Regions from separate parts of the Homo sapiens genome. Here regions 2, 3, 4 and 5 are each linked to region 1. Evidence: chromatin loops called from intact Hi-C (ENCODE). Cell type or tissue: dorsolateral prefrontal cortex. All regions are shown on one strand. Region 1 overlaps LOC124904628 (a long non-coding RNA gene). Region 2 overlaps ARHGEF18 (Rho/Rac guanine nucleotide exchange factor 18). Region 3 has its middle 16 kb from the start of STXBP2. Region 4 has its middle 21 kb from the start of CAMSAP3. Region 5 holds the start of TRAPPC5 (trafficking protein particle complex subunit 5).

The links. A loop is a pair of places that touch in the nucleus more often than their neighbours do. Peaks named below come from ENCODE experiments on the same cell type or tissue, not always from the same donor. Only the 100,000 strongest peaks of a DNase experiment are listed, where the experiment ranks them.
Region 2: it touches region 1 in a loop (5-fold over the local background); 51 of 110 quality-filtered maps call a loop at or near these places.
Region 3: a loop joins it to region 1, with 16 times the contacts of the local background. A loop is called at or near these places in 58 of 110 quality-filtered maps.
Region 4: it touches region 1 in a loop (2.4-fold over the local background); 79 of 110 quality-filtered maps call a loop at or near these places.
Region 5: a loop joins it to region 1, with 5 times the contacts of the local background. A loop is called at or near these places in 58 of 110 quality-filtered maps.

Annotation. Positions count from the first base shown.
Region 1 is chr19:7,797,682-7,801,681 of GRCh38, forward strand. All of the region lies in intron 1 of LOC124904628 (a long non-coding RNA gene), which reads left to right. Among named protein-coding and RNA genes, the nearest start is that of EVI5L, 31 kb to the right of the region's middle. In dorsolateral prefrontal cortex, CTCF peaks have their summits at 2,041 (motif pointing left) and 2,257; DNase peaks (open chromatin) are centred at 2,060 and 2,383; H3K4me3 peaks cover 1,247 bases; H3K27ac peaks cover 456 bases.
Region 2 is chr19:7,352,561-7,356,560 of GRCh38, forward strand. The region is part of intron 1 of ARHGEF18 (Rho/Rac guanine nucleotide exchange factor 18); the gene reads left to right. Among named protein-coding and RNA genes, the nearest start is that of ARHGEF18, 5.6 kb to the left of the region's middle. RefSeq lists a silencer at 1,903-2,022. In dorsolateral prefrontal cortex, a CTCF peak has its summit at 1,993 (motif pointing right); a DNase peak (open chromatin) is centred at 1,991.
Region 3 is chr19:7,650,664-7,654,663 of GRCh38, forward strand. No RefSeq gene overlaps it. Among named protein-coding and RNA genes, the nearest start is that of STXBP2, 16 kb to the left of the region's middle. In dorsolateral prefrontal cortex, CTCF peaks have their summits at 1,538 (motif pointing right) and 1,746; a DNase peak (open chromatin) is centred at 1,538; H3K4me3 peaks cover 529 bases; H3K27ac peaks cover 313 bases.
Region 4 is chr19:7,573,200-7,577,199 of GRCh38, forward strand. No RefSeq gene overlaps it. Among named protein-coding and RNA genes, the nearest start is that of CAMSAP3, 21 kb to the right of the region's middle. In dorsolateral prefrontal cortex, no CTCF peak of the experiment used is centred here; no DNase peak of the experiment used is centred here.
Region 5 is chr19:7,678,770-7,682,769 of GRCh38, forward strand. MCEMP1 (mast cell expressed membrane protein 1) reads left to right here. Exons shown (of 7, transcript NM_174918.3): 6 at 155-214; 7 at 329-1,060. The coding sequence ends at 345. TRAPPC5 (trafficking protein particle complex subunit 5) reads left to right here and starts at 2,064. Exons shown (of 2, transcript NM_001042462.2): 1 at 2,064-2,109; 2 at 3,473-4,000. The coding sequence starts at 3,485. RefSeq lists silencers at 1,769-2,328, 3,294-3,588. In dorsolateral prefrontal cortex, CTCF peaks have their summits at 1,992 (motif pointing left), 2,201, 3,150 (motif pointing right) and 3,426 (motif pointing right); DNase peaks (open chromatin) are centred at 746, 2,042, 3,132, 3,882 and 3 weaker places; H3K4me3 peaks cover 2,017 bases; H3K27ac peaks cover 2,295 bases.

The DNA.
Region 1 (4,000 bases):
TGATGTCATAACCTGAAGGTCTGCTTGATCTTGCCACAAGCCAATGGGCCAGGCAGAGATCTGTGGGCTCAAACGTGTGTAATAAAAATAGGATGTGTACCTTGGTCCGGCAATTGCTGAAGTTGAAGAAAAAGAGGCACACAGAGTGGGCTCCAGAGCGAACTTAAGGCTGTAAAAGTAATTTAATAAATAAACAGAACAGCCTCAGCTCTCCGAATGCTAGTAAATTTAGATCCAGTGATTGGATTACGTGGTCTCCACCAGACTGCCGCTTTTCCATCTTTACCAGACCCATTAGTAAAACCAGTCACAGCTCCCGCCGGGCGCGGTGGCTCATGCAGGTAATCCCAGCACTTTGGGAGGCCGAGGCGGGCGGATAACGAGGTCAGGAGATTGAGAACACGGTGAAACCCCGTCTCTACTAAAAATACAAAAAAATTAGCAGGGCGTGGTGGCAGGCGCCTGTAGTCCCAGCTACTGGGGAGGCTGAGGCAGGAGAATGGCGTGAACCGGGAAGGCGGAGCTTGCAGTGAGCCGAGATAGCGCCACTGCACTCCAGTCTGGGCGACACAGCGAGACTCCGTTTCAAAAAACAAAAACAAAACAAAAAAACCAGTCACAGCTCCTTCCAAAGGGGCATCACGAGTAATTTTCGGAGGAACCCATGTAGTTAATTTTAAGAACTGGAAAGTTTTATTTTTAGGATAATGATTATCAATACATCCAACAAATTCTGCTAAATAAACTTGCCATGTAACTGAATTAATAAATGCCTGTTTAACCTGATTTTTATTTATAGGAACTATAATCTTATTAGGTTCAGTGCCACAAAGTTTAACAACTCGCATACGAGCCTGTCCAATTAAAATTGCCATCTGATCTAAATATACTGTAAGTGTTTTTATGGTATTACGTGGCAAAAAGGACTATTCAACTAAATCATTATTTTGAACAATAATCCCCGTTGGGGAGTGTGAAGTAGGGAAAACAATGAATTGTAAAGGCAAGTCTGGGTCAATCCTACTGACCTGGGCTTGCGGAATTTTTTCTTCAATTACTCTTAACTCTTTCATGGCCTCGGGTGTTAGTTCTCTTTTACTGTGTAAACTGGAGTCTCCCCTCAGTATTGAGAAGAGATTAGACATAGCATAAGTAGGAATTCCTAAGGTGGGCCGAATCCAATTAATATCGCCTAACAATTTTTGAAAATCATTTAAGGTTTATTTGGTTTTTGTTTTTGTTTTTGAGACGGAATCTTGCTCTGTCCCCCAGGCTGGAGGGCAGTGGCTTGATCTCGGCTCACTGCAAGCTCCGCCTCCCGGGTTCACGCCATTCTCCCGCCTCAGCCTCCCGAGTAGCTGGGACTACAGGCGCGCAGCCACCACGCCCGGCTAATTTTTTGTATTTTTAGTAGAGGCGGGGTTTCACTGTGTTAGCCAGGATGGTCTCGATCTCCTGACCTTGTGATCCGCCCGCCTCAGCCTCCCAAAGTGCTGGGATTACAGGCGTGAGCCACTGCCCCCCCGCCCATTTAAGGTTTTTAAAGAAGCTTTTCTAATTTGAACCTTTTGAGGCTTAATGCTCTATCCTGTACTTGCATTCCCAAATACTGAAAAGGAGTGGTTGTTTGAATTTTGTCAGATGCTTTAAGCAATCCAGCGTTTGTAATTGCCTTTTGCAAAGATGAATAACATTGAATAAGTTGGCCTCTATTTTTTGCTGCACACATCTGGAAATTGATCTCTAACAGGCTGGATAGTTCTGCCTACAAAAGTCTGACAAATTGTGAGACTGTTTAACATACCCCGAGGTAAAACCTTCCAATGATATCTGGCTGCAGGTTCTTTATTATTAACTGCAGGGATGGTAAAGCCAAATTTTTCGAAATCTGCCTCTGCTAAAGGAATTGTAAAAAAAAAAAAAAAAAAAAAAAAAAAAAAAAAGCAATCTTTTAAATCTATAATAACAAGCGGCCAGTCTTTAGGGATTATAATGGGGGATGGGAGCCCTGGTTGTAAAGCTCCCATCGGTTGAATTACAGCGTTGACCGCTAGTAAATCGGTCGGCATGCGCCATCTGCCGGACTTTTTCTTAATTACAAATACTGGGGAATTCCAAGGAGAAAAAGTGGGTGTGAAACATGTCCTTTTTCTAGTAATTCTTTAACTATTTCATAAAGCGCCCCCAATTTTTCCTTAGGGATCGGCCACTGTTCGACCCAGACAGGGCGCTGGGTCATCCATTTTTAAGGGAAATTGCTCCTTCCCCGTAATGAACGGCAGGGCGAGCCTGAATTTTAATTAACTGGTGGCTGAGCCTGAATCATCCCTTTACCGTAATTAACGGCAGGTTTTGCAACAATGGGCGCGGCGAACCGCGTCTCAGGCTTCCATGCCCGCAATTCACAAGGCTTAGGCGCGGGTGGCCATTCCGGAGCTTCCCCTGAGGGTGCGGTAGGTTGGACGGTCTCTTTCATATGTGTTTGGTTAGCATATATAACCTCCTGATTCTCCGCCTTTTTTAAACTGGAGCTAGATGGTGCACTCTCCTGACCGTCAAACTCGTCTCCTTCATTTCCAAATGCTGGTTCCTCCTCAGTCTGCAAAGGCTCACGTGCTGTTTTCACTGCCGCCCACACAGACCAAGCGGAGAAAGGAATTTCTTGACCCTCTTTTTGTGCCTGTTTGAAGTCAGCCCTTATTTTTTCCCAGTCTTTCAAATCCATGGAGCTGTGTTCCGGGAACCAAGGAGAATATTGTTCTATTAGCTGAAACAGGGACAGAAGATTTTGGGTGCTCACGTTTAACCACAGTGGCACAATAACTGCCGCACCAAACTCAAATAATTATTATGTCTACTCTCAGCCTGACCCACAATTTCCTGTTGTTACCCTGGAATTCTCCGAGCGCCCCGCTTACCTGCAGAGCTTAAAAGTCTTTTCGTTGGCCGGCGCGGTGGCTCACGCCTGTAATCCCAGCACTTTGGGAGGCCGAGGCGGGCGGATCACGAGGTCAGGAGATCAAGACCATCATAGCTAACATGGTGAAACCCCGTCTCTACTAAAAATACAAAAAGTTAGCCGGGCGTGGAGGCGGGCGCCTGTAGTCCCAGCTACTTGGGAGCTGAGGCAGGAGAAGGGCGTGAACCCGGGAGGCGGAGCTTGCAGTGAGCCGACATCGAGCCACTGCACTCCAGCCTGGGTGACAGAGCGAGACTCCGTCTCAAAAATAAATAAATAAATAAATAAGTAAAAATTAAAAAAAAACTTTTCGTCCTTGGGAGTTCTCCATCTGTCGGTCCTTCATTTTCGACGCTCCTGCATTCCTTCACCCGGTTGTTTTGGAGATACCACGTTGGGCGCCAGATGGTGGGGTCCAGCCTCAACACTACCCGTGGGTACCTGAAGTCCGGTGGCGACAAAGGAATGAGAAAAGACAAGTTAAGATTTTAAAGCAGGCCCAGGGGGCCAGTTGCTAGAGTGAAGGCTGCAAAACGCCCAGAGTTCTGGTTGCCTGACGATTTATTGAGCACAATCTTTTGATCTAAGAAGCAGCTGGGATGAAACGGTGAAGGAGCGGGAGCGTACGTCATTGGAAAGATGTAGAGCAGTGGCGGTTATATGAATTTCCTTTAAGCTAAAAGCATATGTCTAACTGCTAAGACAGTCTTTAACTTATCGGGCTGCAGCTGGTGGGGGCCGGTTTTACAAGGAGCTAGGATGTCTGGTCACGTTCCAACACTTCAAGGGAGTGTGTCAGCCCAGAGCATTCTGTGTAAAGCCGCAGAGCAGGTCATGCCCTCTGGCCTGGGAACTTAATGGCTTGCGGAGATGATTCTCCTAAGGGCCCCCTACAGTTTTCCATAGGTGTCCTACACAGGGGTGACTGACTAAACTGGCACCCCATAAACCTTTCCACCAGCACTTTTGTTTCAGGCTGCTGGCTCTGGTGAGCTCTTCTTTTTTGTTTTGTTTTATTTATTTATTTATTTATTTATTTAC
Region 2 (4,000 bases), 450 kb before region 1:
TCTCACTCTGTCACCCAGGCTGTCGTGCAGTGGCATGATCTGGGCTCACTGCAAGCTCCACCTCCCAGGTTCACGCCATTCTCCTGCCTCAGCCTCCCGAGTAGCTGGGAATACAGGTGCCTGCCACCACGCCCGGCTATTTTTTTGTATTTTCAGTAGAGACGGGGTTTCACAGTGTTAGCCAGGATGGTCTCGATCTCCTGACCTCATGATCCGCCCACCTCGGCCTCCCAAAGTGCTGGAATTACAGGTGTGAGTCGCCGTGCCTGGCCTTTTTTTTTTTTTTTTTTTTTTGACATAGACTCTTGCTCTGTCATCCAAGCTGGAGTGCAGTGGCATGATCTTGGCTCATCACAACCTCTGCCTCCCAGGTTCAAGCGATTCTCCTGCCTCAGCCTCCTGAATAGCTGGGATTACAGGCATCCACCACCATGCCTGGCTAATTTTGTATTTTTAGTACAGACGGGGTTTCACCATGTTGGCCAGGCTGGTCTCGAACTCCTGACCTCCAGTGAGTTGCCCACCTCGGCTTCCCAAAGTGCTGGGATTACAGGTGTGAGCCACCGCGCCTGGCCCCTAGGTTTCCTTTCTTTCCAGGGCCGTGATTCTTCCAACTCTGACTGCCAATGCCTTCCAAGCAAGGGTGGTTTTTCACTCTTCCAATTTTGTCCAGCTTTTCTATTTGTTCTTGGTGGGAGAATAAATCTGCAATAAGCTAGCCTGCCATCATTAGAAATACATATTCCAGCTGGGTGCAGTGGCTCACGCCTGTAATCTCAGCACTTTGGGAGGCTGAGGTGGTTGGATCACCTGAGGTCAGGAGTTCGAGACCAGCCTGGCCAATATGGCAAAGCCCTATCTCTACTAAGAATACAAAAAATTAGCCAGGCATGGTAGCGGGCGCCTGTAATCCCAGCTACTTGAGAGGCTGAGGCAGGAGAATCACTTGAACCCGGGAGGCAGAGGTTGCAGTGAGCCGAGATTGCGCCATTGCATTCCAGCCTCAGCAACAAAAGTGAAACTCCATCTCAAAAAAAAAAAAGAAAAAGAAAAGAAAAGAAAAAGAAAAAGAAATAGATATCCCTGTTGTATTTTTTTAAAGTGAGATTTAGCCAGGTGTGGTGGCTCACACCTGTAATCCCAGTACTTTCGGAGGCCGAGGTGGGAGGATCACCTGAGGTTAGGAGTTCAAGACCAGTCTGGCCAACATGGCAAAACCCTGCCTCTACTACAAATACAAAAATTAGCTGGGCATGGTGGTGCACGCCTGTGATCCCAGCTACTAGGGAGGCTGAGGCAGGAGAATCGCTTGAATCTAGGAGGTGGAGGTTGGAGGTTGCAGTGAGCTGAGATCAGCCACTGCACTCCAGTCTGGGTGACAGAGCAAGACTCTGTCTAAAAAAAAAAAAAAGAAAGAAAGAAAAAGAAAAGAAATAGATATCCCTGTTGTATTTTTAAAGTGAGATTTGGCTGGGTGCCATGGCTCACGCCTGTAATCCCAAAACTTTGGAGGCTGAGCCAGGAGGGTCACTTGAAGCTCGGAGTTTGAGACCAGCCTGGGCAACATAGAAGACCCCATCCCTACAAAAAAGAAAAAAGTAAAAAAAATAGCCAAGTGTGATAGCATGCATGTACATTCCCAGCTACTCAGGAGTCTGAGGCAAGAGGATTGCTTGAGCCAACGGGTTCGAGGCTGCAGTGAGCTATAGATCATACTACTCCAGCCTGGGTAACAGAGTGAGATCCTGTCTCAAAAATAAAAGTTAAAAAATAACAGGCTCATGCCTGTTATCCCAGCACTTTGGGAGGCTGATTTGGGGCTGGGGGTGATTTGGGGCTGGGAAGTAATGTAAACAATTGGGAGACTGAAGGAGGGAGTCACACAGCAAGTACGTGCTGGAGGAGCTGGGATTTGAAGCCAGGATTTGAAGCAGGGATTTTTCAGACACAAGGAGTGAAGACGCTGATAAAGGAGCTTCCACCACGAGGGGGCAGCACCTGCACGGATGAGCACTCGTTGACACACACACACCATACCCCACACTTGGGTACAGAGAGAAAGGTGATGTGGCTCAATGCCTGCAATCCCAGCACTTTGCGAGGCCGCGGCAGGAGGATCGCTTGTGCCTGGGAGTTTTGAGACCAGCCTGGGCAACATAGTGAGACCCCAGCTCTACAAAAAATACAAAACTTAGCCAGTGTGGTGGCACACACCTGTAGTCCTAGCTACTCAGGAGGCTGAGGCCGGAGGATCCCTTGAGACCGGGAGTTGGAGGCTGCAGTGAGCTGTGGTCACGCCATTGCACTCCAGCCTGGGTGACAGAGCAAGACCCATCTCAAAACTAACAAACAACAAACAAAAAACAGAAACAGATGAAGACACAAATATGTAGAAACACAGAAACCCAGGCGGACACCAAAACCACCTCATAGATACTAGAAACAGATCTCCCCAAGACACAGATGAGTCATGTAGTTAAATCTGACCTCACGGATACCAATGGGCTTCACACACACACACACACACACACACACACACACACACACACACACAGACAATCACAGAGACACTTTTAAAACTATCTAGATAATCAAATACACCCCCACATTGACAAGCTGATATTCAGAACTCACCCTGAAACACAGAATCACAAACCCAAAAGCACGTGCTCTCTACACAACATGGAAATGCATCATCAAACCCACCAAGACGATGGCACGCACACACACACAAACACTCAGACATCCATGCACACCCAGGCTCCCCGAGGGACCCAGTTTGTACTTGTATTTCCCTAAGATTGTCTTGTCCAGCCAGGGTAAGAGGCCTGTAAGACTGGGTTTAAGGGACAGAGGGTGCTAAAGGGCTTGGCTTCTCCTCAAACCAGGGGTCCCTGGGCCCCTGAGCTGGAAACCCCAGCCCCCCTGCTGAAGCCCCAGGCTTCTATCAGCTGATGTATCTGGCAGACCTTGGAGGCAGTCTCCGCCCCTCTTACTGGCAGCCCCATCCTGGCAGGGATTCCCAGGCCAGCTCACACTCAAGCTCTCACACGCACGCATGGCCCCCATGGCTGACTCGGTGCTCAACCACTCCTGGCCGGCCTTCTCCAAGCTGTGGCTGAAGCGGTGGGCCTTCAAGAGAGGTAAGCAGCTGGCAGTGACCAGCGGGAGCCATCCACCCAGGTGGGGATCCCAGGACAGCCTGCCCGCCATCCCCCTTCGAGCTTTTTCTTGGCTGCAGTACAGACTCTGCTGGCATCGGCCCTGGATTCCATGACCCCTGATTCTCCAGGGCCCCCTGGAATTATCACAGACTTGTGGGGTCCCTCTTGTTTCAGAGGAAATGTCTCCCAAGACTTGGCCAGGAATTTGTCTCGGGCGGTAAATTTGCAGAAAGAAAGTCCGCCCTCTTAACTCAGCCGCTGAACTCCTCAGGGGCAGCCCAGCGATCTCCTGGGGGTCCCAGATGCTGTTGGTTTCTGGCCCAGCTGCAGGACAGGAGGCTCAGGGCAGAAACAAAAACGGGGGGATTAGAGGCTCTGGGGCACACACCTCCCTCCAACACACATACACACACACATCGGCTGGTGCTCTCTCTCTCAACCCCCAGGGTCCCCAGGCCTCAGGTGACCTCTCTGGGGACTGATAACAGCCTTTATTATGTCATCAAAGGCCTGAGTGAACTGTTGTTGCAAAGAGAGACACTTTTTCTTTTTTTTTTTTTTTCTGAGACCGAGTCTCATTCGGTCGCCGAGGCTGGAGTGCAGTGGCGCGATCTCAGCTCATTACTGCAAACTCTGCCTCCAGGGTTCAATTCATTCTCCTGCCTCAGCCTTTCGGGTAGCTGGAATTACAGGTGCCCCCCACCACACCTGGCTAATTTATATATTTTTCGTAGAGACGGGGTTTCACCATGTTGATCAGGCTGGTCTCGAACTCCTGACCGCAGGTGATCCACCTGCCTCGGCCTCCCAAAGTGCTGGGATTATAGGTGTGAGCC
Region 3 (4,000 bases), 150 kb before region 1:
GGGGAAGCATCCTCTTCAGAGGTAGAGCCTCTCTTACCGCCTGTGCTCAAGCGATCCTCCCACCTCAGCCTCCTGAGTAGCTGGGACCATGAGTGCACATCACCAAGCCCAGTTAATCTTTTAATTTTTTGTAGAGACTGGGTCTGGCTATGTTGCCCAGGCTGGTCTCCTGGGCTCAAGCGATCTGCCCACCTCGGCCTCCCAAAGTACTGGGATGACAGGCGTGAGCCACCGTGCCCGGCCTCTCTCCTGATTTTGAGGTCACAGATCCTTTTGAGAATTCAGGGAAATCTAAGGACACTCATCCCAGAAAAACTGCACACACAATTTGCAGGTGGGGGCTAAGGAAAATGCAGCCCCCTCTGATTCAGCAGTTCCACAATTAGGATTTATCGGAATCTCCCACCAGGGCAGGGAGATGGATGAGGAGAGTTGTGAAGGGGATGAGGTGTGGGGAAGAAAGTGGGTCGGCTGTGGACCCCTGGGGTCCGCCTGCCCTGGATATGCCTTTGCAGGGCCTCAGCAGGGACGCGTTTTAACTTACGGGAGGTGCAGGGAGTGGGAGGGAGGTGGTTTTAATGTTTAAAACTTAAGCTCAAGGTCGGGCACAGTGGCTCACGCCTGCAATCCCAGCACTTTGGGAGGGCGAGGTGGGAGGATTGCTTGAGGCCAGGAGTTTGAGGCCAGCCTGGGCAACATAGCAAATTCCTAAATATATGTATTTTTGAGACAAGGTCTCACTCTGTTGCCCAGGCTGGAGTGCAGTGGTGCGATCTCGATTCACTGTAACCTCTGCCTCCTGGGTTCAAGCGATTCTCCTGCCTCAGCCTCCCAAAAAGCTGGGATCACAGACGTGCGACACCATGCCCAGCGAATTTTTGTACTTTTAGTAGAGATGGGGTTTTGCCATGTTGGCCAGGCTGGTCTCTAACTCCTGGGCTGAAGACCTCCCACCTCAGCCTCCCAAAATGCAGGAATTAGAGGTGTGAGCCACTGTGCCCAGCCAATCTCTACAATACTCTTTTTATTTTATTTTATATTATATTATATTTATTTATTTATTTATTTTTTGGAGATGGAGTCTCGCTCCGTCGCCCAGGCTGGAGTGCAGTGGCATGATCTCAGCTCACTGCAACCTCCGCCTCCCCGGTTCAACCGATTCTTCTGTCTCAGCCTCCCGAGTAGCTGGGACTACAGGTGCGTGCCACCACGCCCAGCTAATTTTTGTATTTTTAGTAGAGACGGGGTTTCACCATGTTGGCCGGGATGGTCTCGAACTCCTGACGCCGTGATCCACCTGCCTTGGCCTCCCAAAGTGCTGGGATTACAGGAGTGAGCCACCGCGCCCGGCCAATACTCGTTTTAATAAAAATTTTAAAATGTATTCACGCCTAACTGGGTAGTTACTTGATACAATAAATGATCTTTTCTAGATTAAGAAAAAAGAAAAAAAAACATTTAAACTCAATTTCCTGGGAAGCCGCAGTTTTGCGCCGGGAGTGGCTTGTGTAGGCACGCGCTGCGAACGCCAGGGGGCGCTGCGGCGCAATTTCCCGGTTTCTTTGATCTTCCGCGTCTGTAACTGGAGATGAGGTGACCCGAATTAGACACGACGGGGAAGTAGGTCAGGGGTTATTCCGTGGTTCTCAGCGGAGACAAAAGTCTGTTGCTTAAACCGCCTCTGCCTCTGCTCCTTACTTATACCCAGGTGATGCAATGTCTTCACACTAAAGGCAAATATTGAGTCTACAAATATTTATGTGTCCCTGTGGGCGGCGGCAGCTGACAATATCGGGTCCTAACGAGCACGAAGTCAAGCTCCCTCTGCACGCTTTATGCAGATCCTCAAAACCCTCCTGTGAGGATCGCTGGAGCCTAGGAGTTCGAGGCTGCAGTGAGCTATGATTGTGCCTCTGCCCTCCAGCCTGGGTGAGAAAGCGAGAAGTTGTGTTAAAAACAAAAAAAAAGTTGGGGGGCCGGGCGCGGTGGCTCACGTCTGTAATCCCAGCACTTTGGGAGGCCGAGGCGGGCGGATCACGAGGTCAGGAGTTCAAGACCAGTCTAGCCAACATGGTGAAACCCTGTCTCTACTAAAAATACAAAAATTAGCCGGGCGTGGTGGTGGGCGCCTGTAATCCCAGCTACTCGGGAGGCTGAGGCAGGAGAATCGCTTGAAACCGGAAGGCAGAGGTTGCAGTGAGCCATCATGCCACTGCACTCCAGCCTGGGCAACAAGAGCGAAACCCTGTCTCAAAAAAAAAAAAAAAATTATCCTTTGAGATCCCTTCCCCCAAGTCCATTTCCCATCTCATGGTGAACCTGGCTGCTGTTCTTCAAACACACCACACTGTCCCTGCCCCAGAACCTTTGCACCTGCTATTCCCATCATCCGCAATGCTGTGCCTTGCAAGCTATTGTACTCCTTCCTCCTTCCCTTCCCCAGCTGGGAGAGGCCCCTGCTTTACTTCCTTGTGGTATCCCCACTTAGGGTGCTTTCTTTCTGGTTCTCTTCTGGTACCGAGGAATGATCCTCATTCTGGATTTGGCAGGTTGCTTCCTCTCTCCCCATCCCTGCCCCAATGTTTACCCTATAAATGGCTTAGAACCACATGCTCTATTGGAATAAGGGTCAGTTGCAGCCAGAATAATATCATGCTGGTAGGGCCGGGTACTTCCTGGTACATCACATCAGGGGGTCCATAACGTCATGTCACTACGATTGATGGGTGGGTTTGGGGAATGTCCCTGGTCCCCAGTAACTCTCCACATAAAGATGTTAACAGGAGCTGGGCCCAGTGGCTCACGCCTGTAGTTCCCAGCACTTTGGGAGGCCAAGGCAGGAGGATCACTTAGGCCCAGGAGTTTGAGACCAGCCTGGGCAACATAGCAAAACCCTGTCTCTACTAAAAATAAAATAAAGACCGGGCACGGTGGCTCATACCTGTAATCCCAGCACTTTGGGAGGCTGAGATGGGCGGATCACTTGAGGTCAGGAGTTCAAGACCAGCCTGGCCAACATGATGAAACCCCGTCTCTACCAAAAAACCAAAAATTAACCAGGCGTGGTGGTGCACACCTGTTATCCCAGCTACTCAGGAAGCTGAGGTAGGAGAATAACTTGAATCCAGGAGGCGGAGGTTGCAGTGAGCTGAGATCATGCCATTGCACTCCAGCCTGGGTGACAGAGTAAGACTCTGTCTCAAAAAATAAATAAATAAAATACAACAAAATAAAATAATTAGCCAGATGTGGCAGCAATTGCTTGTAGTCCCAGCTACATGGGAGGCTGAGGTGGGAAGATCACTTGAGTCCAAGAGGTTGAGGCTGCACTGAGTTATGATCTCGGCACTGCACTCCAGTTTGGGCGATAGAGTGAGACCCTGTCTCATAAAAAATAAAAATAAAAAAGGAAAGAAAAGAAAAAAAGTCATTAGCAGCCATCAATTTTGTTGTTGTTATTGTTTGTTTGTTTGTTTTTGAGATAGAGTTTCGCTCTTGTTGCCCAGGCTGGAGTGCAGTGATGCAATCTTGGCTCACTGCAATCTCCACCTCCAGGGTTCAATCAATTCTCCTGCCTCAGCCTCCCAAGAAGCTGGGACTACAAGCATGAGCCACCATGCCAGGCTAATTTTTGTATTTTTAGTAGAGACGGGGTCTCACCATGGTGGCCAAGCTGGTCTTGAACTCCTGACCTCAAATGATTCACCTGCCTCATCCTCCTAAAGTGCTGGGATTACAGGCATCAGCCACCGTGCCTGGCCCGCCATCCATTTTTGATTCATTACTCTCTTGAGGATTATGTCCAACTTTATCATTCCTGCTACTGGAATTAGCTGTGGTTCTTCTGAAAAAGGCTTTCTGCTTCCCTCCGGAACTAGCTGGTTTGTACAGAAAGTGACAACGTGATACATTGACTTATGTATTATTTGTGGAATGCCTTGAGGCAAGCGGTTACATGAGCTCAGCAGAAGAGCCTGGAATGGGCACAGCCCTGAGGGTC
Region 4 (4,000 bases), 220 kb before region 1:
GGTGGCAGGTGCCTGTAATTCCAGCTACTCAGGAATGCTGAGGCAGGAGAATCACTTGAACTCTGGAGGCAGCGGTTGCAGTGAGCTGAGATCATGCCACTGCACTCCAGCCTGGGGCAACAGAGTGAGACTTAGTCCTAAAAAAAAAAAAAAAAAAAAAAAAAAAAAGCCAGGCATGGTGACTCACACCTATAATCCTAGCCCTTTGGGAGGCTGAGGTGGGTGGATCACCTGAGGTTGGGAGTTCGGGACCAGCCTGGCCAACATGGAGAAACCCTGTCTGTACTAAAAATACAAAAATTAGATGGGCGTGATGGCGCATGCCTGTAATCCCATTTACTCAGGAGGCTGAGGCAGGAGAATCGCTTGAACCCAGGAGGTGGAGGTTGTGATAAGCTGAGATGGCGCCACTGAACTCCAGCCTGGTCAACAAGAGCCAAACTCCATCTCAAAAAAAAAAAAAGATATTGATTTTTAAATTTTTCAATTCCCAATTATTCATTGTTATCGTGTAGAAATACAGTTTAGTTTTATATATAGACCTTGTATTCTACAACTTCACTAAATCACTTACTGGATCTAGTAGGTTTTTTGTACATTCATTCTGATTTTTTGTGTAGATGATGTTTTATTTTTCTTTCTTTTCATATATGTTCGCTATCATCTTTCTCTTCTTTCCAAGTCTGTGTGCTTTTTATTTCATTTCCTACCTTATTGCACTGTCTGGGACTTCCAATACAATACTGAATAGAGGTAGTAAGAACAGACATCCTTGGCCAGGCATGGTGGCTCACGCCTGTAATCTCAGCACTTTGGGAGGCCAAGGTGGGCGGATCACCTGAGGTCAGGAGTTCGAGACCGGCCTGGCCAACAATGCGGAACCCCGTCTCTACTAAAAATACAAAAATTAGCTGGGTGTGGTGGCATGTGCCTGTAATCCCAGCTACTTGGCAGCCTGAGTTGGGAGAATCGTTTGAACCTGGAAGGCAGAGGTTGCAGTGAGATGAGATCGTGCCACTGCACTCCAGCCTGAGGGACAAAGCAACAACACCCTGTCTCAAAAAACAAAACAAAAACCAGGCTGGGCGCGGTGGCTCTCGCCTGTAATCCCAGCACTTTGGGAGGCCGAGGTGGGCAGATCACGAGGTCAGGAGATCGAGATCATCCTGGCCAACATGGTGAAACCCCGTCTCAACTAAAATACAAAAAAAAAAAAAAGAAGCCAGGCAAGGTGGCACGCGCCTGTAATCCCAGCTACTCAGGAGGCTCAGGCAGGGGAATTGCTTGAACCTGGGAGGCAGAGGTTGCAGTGAGCTGAGATCGCGCCACTGCACTCCAGCATGGCGACAGAGAGACTGTCTCAAAAAAAAAACAAAACAAAACAAAACTGGACATCCTTACCTTGTTTCCAATCTTAGGATAAAACATTGAGTCTTACTATTAAGTATGATATTAGCCATGTTTCATGTATTTCTTTGTTTAATCTCTTAATTTGGCAATTCCATTGATTGATTTTATTTTATTTTATTTATTTTTTTGAGACAAGGTCTCCCTCTTATCCCCCAGGCTGGAGTGCACTGGCGCGATCTCAGCTCACTGCAACCTCCGCCTCCCGGGTTCAAGCGATTCTCCTGCCTTGGTCCCCCGAGTAGCTGGGATTGCAGGTGCCTGCCACCACACGCAGCTAATTTTTTTATTTTTAGTTGAGACGGGGTTTCACCATGTTGGCCAGGCTGGTCTCGAACTCCTGACCTCAGGTGATCCACCTGCCTCAGCCTCCTAAAGTGCTGGGATTACAGGCATGAGCCATCACACCCGGCCACTTTTTTTTTTTTTTTTTAAACAGAGTCTCTCTCTGAGCCACCTTGCCCAGTCCCATTGATTGATTTTCAAATGCCGAACCCACCTTGTATCCCTCGGACAAATTCCACTTGATCAGGACATGTTTTCCTCTTTATATACTCCTGGACTCAATTTGCTAATATTTTGTGATGGATTGTTTGTATCGATGTTCCTGAAGAATATTGGTCTGTACTTTTCTTTCCGGGCATGGTGGCAGGTGCCTGCAATCCCAGCTACTCAGGAGGCTGAGGCAGGAGAATCGCTTGAACCAGGGAGGTGGAGGTTTGCAGTGAGCCAAGGTTGTGCCATTGCACTCCAGCCTGGGTGACAAGAGCAAGACTCCATCTCAAAATAAAATAAAGGCGTAGTGGTTTTGCATTTTGAGGAACTTGTCTATGTCAGGTAAATTGTCAAATTTATTGCCACAGAGTTGTTCATAAAATTTCCTCATTATCCTTTTAATGTCCATAGGGACTGTAGTGATATCCCCTCTTTTACCTCAGTGTGCAAATGCTTTTCAAGCCTCTGCTTCTCTCACATTTTCTATTGTCCCATTGGCCAAAATAAGTCATATGGCCAAACCCTGAGTCAGCATGGGAGGGGACTCCCCAAGGGCGTGGATACGAGCAGATGTGAACAAACCGGGAATTATTACTTCTACAATCCACCACACGAAGTCCCTCCCTGTGGTAAGTTTCTGCCCCTAAGGGACAGATTTGTTCACATTAGTTGCTTGGTGATTTATTCATATATATTTATTTATATATTTATTAATATGTATTTATTTATATATTTATTAATATATATTTATTTATATATTTATTAATATATATTTAACAAATACATTAATAAATATATGTTAATATATTTATTATAAATAAGTTTATAGAAATATATATATATGGCCAGGCCAGGCGCAGTAACTCACACTTGTAATCCGAGCACGTTGGGAGGCCGAGGTGGGTAGATCAATTGAGGTTAGGAGTTCGAGACCAGCCTGACCAACATGGAGAAAGCCCGTCCCTACTAAAAATACAAAAGTAGTCAGGCGTGGTGTCGCATGCCTGTAATCTCAGGTACTCGGGAGGCTGAGGCACGAGAATAGCCTGAACCCGGGAGGCGGAGGTTGCAGTGAGCCAAGATTGCGCCATTGCACTCCAGCCTGGGCAACAAGAGCGAAACTCCGTCTCAAAAAAAAAAAAAAAAAATTAGCTGGGCATGGCAGTGGGCACCTGTAATCCCAGCTACTTGGGAGGCTCAGCCAGGAGAATTGCTTGAACCTGGGAAGCAGAGGTTGCGGTGAGCCAAGATCGCACCACTGCACTCCAGCCTGGGTGACACAGCGAGACTCTGTCTCAAAATGAAATAAAATAAAATAAGTAATAAAATAATAAACTCTATGACGACTGCAAGTCACTTCACACCTTGAAAATGATGTTTACATCTAGGATATATATATAGACAAGGTCTCACTGTTTTCCAGGCTGGCGTGCAGTGGCGTGATCACGGCTCACTGGAGCCTCAAACTCTTGGGCTCAAAACATCCTCCTGCCTCAGCCTCCTAAGTAGCTACAGAGGTGCTCCACCACACCCTGCTAATTTTTTAAATCTTTTGTAGAGATGTGGGTCTCCCTTTGTTGCCCAGGTTGGTCTCCAATTCCTGGGCTCAAGCGATCCTCCCGCTTTGGCCTCCCAAAGTGCTGGGATTACAGGCATAAGCCACTGCACCCAGCCTTAGGATACATAACTTAGTAGAGAAGTTGAGAAGTGAGGAGAGCATACTGAAAGGTAAGTCAGGGTGATGGGGGCTCAGAAAGTACCAGAAGGGCCAGGAAACAGATTCCACAAACATCAATTGAGTATTTACTGTATGCATGAATCTGCTAAAGGAATAACTGTGTGGTCAACAGAGCTGGAAAATATGGCTTTTCTCAATAATGAGCTCCCTGTTCACAGAAAGAATCAAGGATAGGCTGAATTTTGTGAGCTCCGGGGAAAGGTTTGGACTAGCAGATGTTTAAGGCTCTGTTCTTTTGGAATAGTCTATAATTCCACAACAGGGATAGTGTTTGGGGGAAAGATAGAAGGTGGACAAGAAACAGAAAATGAGGACACTGGCTGGGCGTGGTGGCTCACGCCTGTAATCCCAGCACTTTGG
Region 5 (4,000 bases), 120 kb before region 1:
GAAAGGCTCCTGGGAACCCCAAATCCATGGGCTCTGCTGTACCCCAGGGTGGGTGTGGGGCAGGGGGGGTGCTTCCAAGGAAGGTGGGGGCTTTGTTTGAGGCTCCACCGCAGCTTGACTTATCTGTTCCCACCCAACCCTCCCCGCCCCCTAGGCATAAAAAACATTGACACAAAGGTACAGAAAATCTTGGAGGTGCTGCAGAAAATGCCACGTAAGTTGGCGCCCCGACAGGAGGTGGAGGAGGGTGGGTGGGGCTTCAGATTTAGCCCCAGCTCCTCTCCCAGGGGCGGGATCTGCCTCACTGTGGGTCTCTCCCCATCCCCAGAGTCCTCACCTCAATAAATGAGAGGACATTGTGGCAGCCAAAGCCACAACTTGGAAGATGGGGCTGCACCTGCCAACGAAGACGGGAAATGACCCCCCCCCCCCAGCCTAGTGTGAACCTGCCCCTCGTCCCACGTATAGAAAAACCTCGAGTCATGGTGAATGAGTGTCTCGGAGTTGCTCGTGTGTGTGTACACCTGCGTGCGTGTGTGTGCGTGTGTGCGCGTGTGTTCGTGTATGTGCGTGTGTGCGTGCGCGTGTGTGTGCATTTTGCAAAGGGTGGACATTTCAGTGTATCTCCCAGAAAGGTGATGAATGAATAGGACTGAGAGTCACAGTGAATGTGGCATGCATGCCTGTGTCATGTGACATATGTGAGTCTCGGCATGTCACGGTGGGTGGCTGTGTCTGAGCACCTCCAGCAGATGTCACTCTGAGTGTGGGTGTTGGTGACATGCATTGCACGGGCCTGTCTCCCTGTTTGTGTAAACATACTAGAGTATACTGCGGCGTGTTTTCTGTCTACCCATGTCATGGTGGGGGAGATTTATCTCCGTACATGTGGGTGTCGCCATGTGTGCCCTGTCACTATCTGTGGCTGGGTGAACGGCTGTGTCATTATGAGTGTGCCGAGTTATGCCACCCTGTGTGCTCAGGGCACATGCACACAGACATTTATCTCTGCACTCACATTTTGTGACTTATGAAGATAAATAAAGTCAAGGGAAAACAGCGTCGCTATGGGACCTGTTACTGGGGCAAGGGGAGGGGTTTTGGGACCTGGGGAGAGGGAGAGTCTGCACGTGACAATGACCCCGGGGCACCAGGGTGGGCGAGACTGAGTGCCCTGCGTGAGTACCTGTGCATCTGTGAATGAGTAACTCATTCCCTGTGTCTTCCCTGTGTCCCAGAGTGGGTGCCCCTGAGCATACAACATCTCCCTGAGTGTACCTGGGACCACGGATATATACAAGCCCTAAGCGTGTACCCACGTGTGTAATTGTGCCCGTGAGTGTATCTATGCCATTGAGCATGTATCCATGAGTGTACATGACCCTAAGGTACTATGTCCACCGCTCATGCATGCACTTGATTTGTTGTTGTTGTTGTTTGTTTTTGTTTTTTTGAGACAGGGTCTCGCTCTATCACCCAGGCTGGAGGGCAGTGGTACGATCATGACTCATTGCAGCCTCGACCTCCTGGGCTCAGGCGATCCTCTTGCCTCCGCCTCCCGAGTAGATGGGATTACAGGTTCACACCACCACACCTGGCTAATTTTTTTTAAAGAAGTGGGAGTCTAGCTATGTTGTCCAGGCTGGTCTCAAACTCCTGGCCTCAAGTGATTCTCCCACCTCCGCCTCCGAAAATGCTGGGGTTACAGGCGGGAGCCACCGCGGGCCACATGGATGCACTTGAGACAATTGAACCCATCCCCAAGGACATAGGAGTGCCTGGAAAAGCCAACAGGTGTGTCCATGTGCAAGGGTATACATTGGCCCATTGTCATACGTGCGCCCTGAGCAGGTGACTAGGCCTGCAAGCGTCCCCTCCAGCGTGGGCCACCCAGAGCCAGCGAGACCCTGGCCACGCGCGGAGCAGCCATCACGGCCGTGGGCCACGTCCCTGGGTCCGGCTCCGCGGACTCGCGCGCCCCCCTGCGGCCGCTCTCAGGCACCGCTGCGCGCGCCCCGCCCACACGCCTGGCCCGTCGAGCGCCTGCGCACGCAGCGCCTTTTACGGCGCCGTAAAGCAGCTCGGCCGAGCAGACTGCTGCGGTTCCTGGTGAGACCCTACCCACCCCCCTGCCCGCGCCGGGCCTCGTCCGCTCCCCGGCCCCTTCCCCGCGGGCGTGTGGGTCCCGGGCTGGGGTCTCGGCGTCCGCGATCCCGAGCCCGCTCGCTTCGGCCCCCCTCAGGAGGCTGCGAGGAGGGTGGGTTTCTCCCCAGTGTAGAGGTACGGGGCGAGGGTCGCGGGGCCCTGACCCTACGGCAGTTCAGCTCACTTCAGCCCCCATCGCAGCCCGGTGGTGGGGTCTTAACGATCCCTCTCCCATCTCGCGCGCCCAGGGCCCTCGCCACGGACGGATCTGCATGCTGGGGCGGGGGCGGCCCGGAGCCCCTGGGACACCCCTCCCCGCTGGTTCTCCCACCTCCCACGCAGACCTCGTTGGGGTCGGCTTAGCATCCACACACCTCCCCATGCATGGTGGGGGCGGGTTCTCAGCTGCCCCTCCGATCCCGTCTCGGCGCCCGCTCCCCACCCCATTTCTCTTCAGGAGCCCCCTACCCCATCTCCCTCTCCCCGCACCGACAGCTGATGGGAGGACCACAGTTGCTCAGCATCCAGCTTCCTTTCTGGAGAGCACGGGGGTGGGAGGCTCCCAACACCTCTGGGCCCCTCCTCCCAGCCTTCAGAACCCAGGCCCATCCGCGTCTCAAAGGACGAAGGGTTCCTGCGTGACACATCGGAGCTGCCTGCCTGAGGGCTTGGGGTTGGGGGTTACCCGCCCCTCCTGCCTGGCCCCACGGATCCCCCCTGTTAAAGCCCCCAACCCTCCTGGCTTTTGGTCTTGACACGCTCCTACCCCACTCCCACCCTCCACCCCCTTTACTCTGGCTTTCCGCAGGGGGCCGGCAGGAAAGTTCCCGAGGGTCGTCTGTGCTGGAGCGCAGGGCGGGGCAGGAGCGACTGCCCATATCCCCTCGTGGTGCCTCATCTTTGTCACCTCCCTGCCCTAGATCTGACGCCCCTCCCCCCATACACTAGTTTTCTAGTTACTCCTGTAGGTGGCGGAGCGGGCAGGAAGGCGCTTTCGCAATTGAACCGTCTGCATGCCCGAGGGTTGGGTGGTTTCGGCCTCCTCTTCTGTTCCCCCTCGTGTCTCTCCTCCCACCTTGTCCCCACTCCCGCTAGCCCGCTGCCTGCCGAGGGTATAAGACTCCCCCCTCCCTTGATTTATCTGGTTACGTGTAATCGAGGCGTGTTTTACGCGCATCTCTTTGCAAGTGGGAAGTCGGCACTGGAGCACACAACAGTGGCATGGGTCGAGGGTGTCCCAGGGCCCCTCGCGGTTCTCCCTCCTTTCCTCCCGGCCTGCTCCCCTTCCCATTGCCCCTGACACCTGCACTTCCTGGTCTCCCCGCAGGGTGGCGGCGGCATGGAGGCGCGCTTCACGCGCGGGAAGTCGGCGCTGCTGGAGCGCGCGCTGGCGCGGCCGCGCACCGAGGTGAGCCTGAGCGCCTTCGCACTGCTGTTCTCCGAGCTGGTACAGCACTGCCAGAGCCGCGTCTTCTCCGTGGCCGAGCTGCAGTCGCGCCTGGCCGCGCTGGGCCGCCAGGTGGGCGCGCGCGTGCTGGATGCGCTGGTGGCGCGCGAAAAGGGTGCCCGGCGTGAGACCAAGGTGCTAGGCGCGTTGCTCTTCGTCAAGGGCGCCGTGTGGAAGGCGCTCTTCGGCAAGGAGGCGGACAAGCTGGAGCAGGCCAACGATGACGCGCGCACCTTCTACATCATCGAGCGCGAGCCGCTCATCAACACCTACATCTCCGTGCCCAAGGAGAACAGCACGCTCAACTGCGCCAGCTTCACGGCGGGCATCGTGGAGGCGGTGCTCACACACAGCGGCTTCCCTGCCAAGGTCACGGCGCACTGGCACAAGGGCACCACGCTCATGATC